Regions from separate parts of the Homo sapiens genome. Here region 1 is linked to region 2. The links are chromatin contacts, found by Hi-C in ENCODE. All regions are on one chromosome and are shown on one strand. Each heading gives the region's core, a stretch centred on a gene start or an enhancer-like site at or near the end of the contact. The rest is flanking DNA. Distances are from core to core; before and after follow the strand shown.

Region 1 (4,114 bases), core at 20-2,519, 110 kb after region 2:
AGCTCTTTGGAAACACACACACACACACACACACACACATTCATTTCAGATCTCAGAAAAGCAACACAGACATAAATCCTATTCTAAAAGTTCAAAAAATTTACCTATCTCTGCAAGAGTCTCCAAACTATAAGTTGAATTTTTCTACTTACTTTAATTACTTTATGAACATTTTTGAAAAAAAGATAGTAATTTTGCTTCTCATAATGTGAGCAATGCTGCCTAGAGGCAGAGCTACTTCTGTGTGAAGAAAGGGGACATAGGTCCGTTATGACGTCTATGTAGTTATGTAAAATCACATATATCCATGATGCATACTTTGTATGTCAATGAGTTTAAATCAATGTAGAATTCTCCTTTGAGAAGAACCTAGCATTCCTGCAAGTGACAGGTATTAAAAACCTTGTTACAAACCCACTTTTTCTGAACATGTTATGAACAGTGAAATGCCTGCTCTTTATCTTGTGAGCTCAGACGATTAAGTATCGTATAAATATTGTTGACCACGTGACTACTGTTATTTTTGACTCTGACTCTGTAGAGCTCAAATGCTAACTCCATTTACTGAAGCCTCTTCTGGTAAGGGTTCTGGAAAATTTCAAGAGCATGCAATAAAAAACAGTGATGAACTTCCTTAGGAATGCAGTTTTACAAAGTTGTCATGAAAAAAGAAAACCTACTGGAGCTGGGAAAATGTTGTAAAGTGTGGTATAAATGTCTATCCTACGGAAGAAAAGGACAATGAACATTGCAGCCTTCCTTTTTGTTCTCTTTAATCTCAATTTAAAACCATGTGTTAGGAAACAGAGAGTGGAGAAATGGGAAAAAAAAAAAGAGAAATGGACAGAGACAAAAAGAAAAACTGGAGGGATCTGGGGAAACGGGGAAAGAGGAGAAAATTCTGGAGCTAAAAGTAGCTTTTTGTGATTGCAGCTTTTTGACCTGGGGTATTGCCTTTTGATTTGGAGATCACTTTGGCTTGGGAACTCTGACAAATGAAGTTGGTACACAGAGATGGAAGCAAATGGATCACTGCCAAGGATTTATTTTCAACTCTGGGCTCAAAGACAAAAAGCTAGGAGCCTGTAGATATGTTCATATATTTGTTAGCCTAGTTATTAATGACAAGGGCGCTCAAAGCTCTCAGTATAAAGTTTGGGTTTGAGTTTCCCCTGTTTCAACTATAATTAACTAACTCCTCTCACTCAGACCAATATGAAGTTTGGGTTTGCGTTTCCCTTGTGTCATGTGTAATTAACTCCTCCCAGTCGGGCCAGTCCTTCACTTCCAAGTGACTCACTTTTATTTCAGATGATTTCCTGGCTACCATTCTTTCCCAGAGAAGATTATCATTTCTTAGAAATTCTGAGTAGAGAAATAGAGATTATGCAAACACAGAAATGCAAATTCATGTCAAAAGAGGAGGGAAAAATGTAAATTAAAAAATCACAAAGCATTGTCTGTATATTCTTTCCATCTTATGTCGTGACAAAATTTACTTCTGGTGAATGTTGTTCTTGTATTTAGGGGAGTTAGTAGGCTTTTCAGTTACAGAAAGTGAAGCATCTACAGGGAAAAGTTAAGAAAATACACTAATTCCCTGGATAGTGAAGTAAAAGGTATTAACCTTGGAGAGAGAATGTTTTGGTTTTGTTTGATTTATTCCACAAATTACTGTTTAGTGGGGTGGGGAGTAGGGATGGCGAGTAGTGGGCGTTGTTCAGTTCTGAGTGACCAGGCCCCAGAGCCACCAGAGGAAGCTTATACCTAAGGAGAAGGACAGGCACAAAAGAGCTCTCTTTTATGGGCATGACCAGAAAACTTAAGAAACATGATACCTATACCCAGCTTTAGATTATTTCATGTCCTATGTTGTGATTCTCCTCCATCATCTCCAAAGGCTTCAGTGCCATCAGACACACACGATAGCTGTGTGTTAATAGAGCCTTAGGGACGGTTTACGTTCCAACTTGGGACCAAGTGGTAAAGAGAGAGGACAACACCCGGCATGAGCAAATGAGCAATGAGGCAGTGGTGATTAAAGAAAAGCCAGAAGTTCAGAAGAGAGAGGAGTGAACAAGAGAAAAAATATGTATCTCCGTAATCCCTGGAATTACGGCCAAGGCTTCTGGACTTGATACAATTACATTAGATGAAAGCAAGAGGATTTGGAACATTTGGGTTACATAGGAAAATATATTATCCAATCATTGAAGGATGCTTGGAAATTAAAATTAGAACCCCTAAATATTTACAAATTGTGTTTCTAAGGTAATATACTTCGAGTAGTTTAAAAAGCAAATAATTGTAATCTGAGAAGACCGAGAAGATGGAAGAAGAAAGAAGGTGACCAAAGAGATAAGGTGGTCTCTGTTGCCCATCTGATGTGATCATGGTATGGATGATTATGTTGCTGGGGAAAAAATTAAGGGCTGGTTTATGTCAGTCTCTGAACTTCAGACATGTGTTTAGTCATCTAAAAGTGATGGCTCGGTACTGTCCTCAAGAGTATCATTAAAGGACTACACATATTTTAGACTTATTTCCCAAGTATTAAGCCCAGCATCCATTAGCTATTCTTCCTGACTCTTTCCCTCCTCCCACCCCCAACCCTCCAACAGGCCCCTCTATGTAACAAACCTGCACATCCTGCACATGCACTCCTGAACTTAAAATTGTAAATAAAAAATTCAAAAAATAAAAAAATTCATTTTCATGTCTTTTAACCGTTCATGGATATTGAATAACTGAGAAATATTAGAAATGTGAATCTTTGATCTTTAAGAAAAAAAGAATAGCTGGCAATCAAACTTTATAGAGCTCTATTTGTTATGAACAAAGAATCAAATACTATATTATCTTTATATATCTAGTTTAAGCGAGTAATTATGTTAGTATGATTTTATGTAGTTGATTTGAATAGGCTATAAGTTTCTAGAAGCTGGCTATATATTTATCCTCTTGGAACCCTAGAGTGTCTTCTGTTTAATAGGCTATTGAATAAGTTTATTAAGTTAAGAAATTCAAAGAGAAATCTTAACATTTGAATTACTTGAAATCTTAAAAATATTATGAAAACTTAGAAAGATATATTTGGATTATGACACTTTGATCAATTAATGTAAAATACATAAACTCTTAGGCACATATTTTCATTATGGGTCCTAAGAAGCATATACAACATTACTACCTCCAGTAACCTCTAGGATTGCTCTAGAGTGTCAAAGAATATTTTTGCATTTGACTTTTATTCTCTGATGATTTTTATTCCAACAACAGTGAAACTCTCCAGAATTAGAGCCTGAGTCAGTGAGGCCCCATTTTCCAGTTGGCTTTGTCAGTCAGAACCTGAAGGGGAGCACATCACATCTCCAAACCTGAAATAGATGTTTATTTTCGGGGAACCAATGTGCACATTAAAGCCAGTTAATAAAGTAGTTGTACACCAAGATATCTCATGGGGAAATGGGGCCTCTCTGTCTTCTTTTATTGTAGTTACTTTGCAGGTAGAATACTGCAGGTTCAGCTGAGTCAGACATTACATCATTACAAAAAAATTATCTTTTGATTTCTGTTAGAGATTTCCTTTAAAAAATAATTTCACTACTTAAGTCTATTTGCATCCACACATAATCCTTTTGATCTTAGCTAGAACTGAGGGTCATGAGAACTAGAATAAGCATGTGAGATGTTGACTTTTGGATTGAGAGTTGTGTTATGTGGCACAAAGATAACTATATTAGTCAGACCAAACTGAATTCCTTTATATGAGATGTTGAATTTTGTCCATAGTCATGCTGAAACATGACTATATTTAAAAACAGTACTCTATGCATTATACCTCATATTTCCAAAAATGATATTTAACATCCACAGATAAATTTACTGGTCAACATGAACTTTTCTATCTACTGATATTGTCATATAAATGACACCCAGCAAGGCCGGGTGCGGTGGCTCATGCCTGTAATCTCAGCACTTTGGGAGGCCGAGGCGGCGGGGGTATCACCTGAGATCGGGAGTTCAAGACCAGCCTGACCAACATGGAGAAACCCTGTCCCAACTAAAAATACAAAATTAGCCAGGTGTGGTGGTGCATGCCTGTAATCCCAGC
Region 2 (3,641 bases), core at 578-3,077:
AGGATTATTGAAATATTAAATATCCCCCCACAAAAAACAAGGTAAATAGTAATGATTTCCTCATTAAGGGTACATTTAGATTCCCTGATATTTTTAATTTAGCTTTAAAGATAGAGGTTATATGATAAACAACAAGTCTTGAAGAAGGTTAGTTCTGCATACTTATTACAATTATTTATCTAGCAGTAGAGCCCATTTGAAAGTTTAATTCCAATTTGATTTGAAGCAATAGTCACAGGGTAATTAATTCTTGCATATTTGATTCTCAAATGTGGTTTCCCACTAAAAATTATCTCTTTAATATAGTTTAGATAATATTGAAGTAAATTTAGATAATTTTGGGATCTTTGCAATAGGTAGTGGTAATATTTTAATACCTTTCATATGTAGACAGACATGTAGACAGGAGGTGGTTGTGGACATCAGATTGATTATTAGTCAAAATCCAACATAAATATTTAACTTCTTAACTGGGGCTAGGACTGAAAATAGAGGACATGGGGAGGAAAATATATACTATCAGCCTACTCACAGAACATGGCTGGTAATGGGTGAAATAACAAACCCAATTTGAGCATATGAGTCAACTGTGTTATCCTCATTTTAGAAAAAGGGTAATGTGCAATAAACTTTAAGAAATGTAACAAAATACTTTCAACATATGTTCTTCAGTAACGGCTGAGTTCTTTCAAGACTTTTGTGCCCGCTTATAATCCTACAACTGAAGAGGAAAAAAATTTGGAAAAGTTTCAGGGGTCATCGACATGATAATTAATTAACTGGGAATAAAAGTGATGAGTAAGTTCCAAAGAACCTTTTCATGTTTAGTCTTCGTTAAACACTGAGAGATGGGCCTGATCTCTAAGTATATAAAAGATGAATATACAAAGGAGAGAAGCTAGCTGTTCTCCTTCTTTACCGGTGACTGAAAAGGCAAAAATGGACCCAAATTGTGATGATCTTGAGGACATAGGCCTAGGCAAAGTCTACTGTTTGTGTAACATGGGAATGATGTGCCACTCCTTTCCTCAAAGGATATTCTGGGATGTTTGACCCTTAAAGAAGCCTTCCAACTCTATTTCATGATTCCAAAAGAGAATCAAGTTATGTTTGAACAAGATAAAATAATAAGTAGGAGAAAAAAACTTTCAGTATGTTAACAACAGCATACAAACTCGGATTAGTCATTAGTCACTCTTTGTTCTCCACTAGAAAATTCATAACTCTAAAAATGAAAAGGAATGTTTGGTGGGCGGAGATCAATTTGAAGAATAATAAAGTTTAAAGTTATTTATAAATTACAAAATTAGGCCATCTCAAATAACCTATTAGTGTAATACGAATTTAGCATGCTTTGGCTTAAATGGAGATTTAACTATTAATGTGTCCTCTTCTTCCCACTGAACATGGTGTGATAGACGATCCCTAACATCTCAAAATCTTCTGCTGGGGGCTTTTTGTCTGGAGTGATCTTTGGTTATACACTAGGTGCAAAGGTATTTTCAAGCCATCTTCCCTGGATAAGATGACATTTCCACTGACACATGTTTTAACAATTCATTTCTCTCACTCATCAGAAGTTTTTGACTTTTGGAAATTTCATCACTCCCAAATGCTCTGCCCTCACAAATTTGGGTTAAACATTTCTATCATTCTCAAAAAAGTTTTATAGTCTAGCTCTAGTTCGGAATACAATCTAGGTCTAACATAACTTGACTTCTTAAACAGTCAAAGCTGGACAGAAGAAAAGCATGTTCACAGGAATGCTGGCAGATATACTTCCAGTTCTAGCCAGAAAACAGTCTTTTCTCACATTATTTCAGCATGTCCAGTTCAATCCAGGTCAGAAACCAGAGATGCCAAACATTCGCCTGTGTTTCTGGCCCTTCAGAAATCAGCAAACCATTGGGTGGCTGAGAATATATTTATTTAAGCACGATCCTCCTTTAAAACCATTTACCCTGCCTGGTAGAAGCTGTGGGAACTATTGATCTCACAGAGAATGATTCTGTCATGTAACAATCCAAGTTTTTTGTTTTTCTGTGTGTTTTCATGTTTTGTTTTATTTTCTGGAGTTAGTAAGAATTCCACTGTATCAATAACTTTTGTTTTATTTTCTGGAGTTAGTAAGAATTCCACTATATCATTAACTTTAAAATTTATATTTATTTTAATTATTAGTCAAAACCAAACACAAATATTTAGCTTCTTGATTCAGCTTGATTTAGCTCTTGATTTGGATTCTTGATAAGCATATTGGTTGAAAGAGAAGGATACATGTGCTTTAAACAAAAATAAAAAACTTTTTAAGTCATGTTAGGTATTTGACTCTCCAAAATAACAAACAGAATAAAAGATGCTGTGAATGTTGTGGTTCTAGTTGACAATGAGTACTTTCTTGTCTTAGAATTAATGAGATTTTTGGCTATATTTATATAGACTAAAAATTAAAAAATTCTTACAGAAAAAATATACTCTTTACACAAAATTTATGCAATGAATGACAATAGGTTTTCTTCTACAGACATATCTAGGCCCATATTATAATAGAAAACATGAAGATCCATATATGAAAGTTTCTAAGAGTCTAACCTAGGTTTTAAAGTATATAGTTTCCAGTTTCCTTCATACTTGTGTAATTCTTCTCTTTCAAACCAAGAAAACTGGTTTTTAGTAATATATATTGTTTATGGAACGGTACTTAGGTGTTTTACAAAGTTTGAACAAAAATAGAATAACCAAGAAGAATGCCAGGGATGTCTGGTTGCACTAGCAGTGATAATTTCAGCCAGGTGAGTGAGCAGTGGTGTTTGAAGGACTGTCCCTCTGGTGTGCCATCGTTAATGTGACTCTGAGCCTGTTCTCTCCAGGGCTCTTGGTTGAAGTTCTTGAAGAAGAGTATCTGATTGATCACTGGCCTGAGGCAGGAGGAATATGGACTTAGTACTTACTGTATAATTTAACTGCATATGTTAATTTTACTGATGTGCTACAAATCAGATGCTCACATTAGGGGAAAAAGAAACCCCAAGAGTATATCAAAATAGGATCACAGCAAGACTGGCAATATCCGACTGTAACCCACATACAAAAAAAACTATACTATTTATTAGTTGAATTAATGTCTTATCAATTTGATTCTGCATCCATGAGAAGTAAAAGACATCGCTTTATAGATGATACCACTATTGTAGTTGAGGGGCTTCCATGCTTATGAAATGACAACTATTTAGTTAATTCATTAGTCCAATAGCATTTAAAAATTACTGTATTAAGAAAATTGGATTATTTTCTATAAGATCTTATATCCTACAAATAGTTCTCAGAAAAAAGATCATTTAAAGATGGAAACACATTGAGTAGGTAGATGAAAAGATAACATCTCTATTGAAAAAGTATATATTTGAATTTCTTTTCTCCTTTTCTTCTTTCTTTCCTTTCTCTTCCTTGTTTATTTATTTCTTCTTTTTCTAAAATTCCTTATGTCTTATAAAGGAGGTAAAAATTGTTTAGTTAGGCTTTTTTAAGTAAAGAAAACTCAAATCACTCTATACAATATGTTATATACAACATATTTTAGTAAATACTGACTAGTTCTCAAATATTTTTCTTATAGCAACAAACTGTATAGCCCATGTATT

What was found. Hi-C counts contacts between places; a loop is a spot of excess contacts on that map. Pooled maps may share reads with other maps.
Region 1: a loop to region 2 is called in a pooled map, with 3 times the contacts of the local background. The contact joins two enhancer-like sites. A Hi-C loop is called at or near these places in 1 of 168 maps with a recorded cell type or tissue (right cardiac atrium) and 6 of 50 pooled maps.

The regions. Positions count from the first base shown.
Region 1 is chr2:188,783,634-188,787,747 of GRCh38, reverse strand. All of the region lies in intron 1 of DIRC1 (disrupted in renal carcinoma 1), which reads left to right. Among named protein-coding and RNA genes, the nearest start is that of DIRC1, 4.4 kb to the left of the region's middle. Within about 2 kb of position 1,269, at least 7 of the 41 ENCODE cell types and tissues checked have a DNase peak (open chromatin) inside an H3K27ac peak, as active enhancers do.
Region 2 is chr2:188,895,482-188,899,122 of GRCh38, reverse strand. No RefSeq gene overlaps it. Among named protein-coding and RNA genes, the nearest start is that of COL3A1, 77 kb to the left of the region's middle. Within about 2 kb of position 1,827, at least 4 of the 41 ENCODE cell types and tissues checked have a DNase peak (open chromatin) inside an H3K27ac peak, as active enhancers do.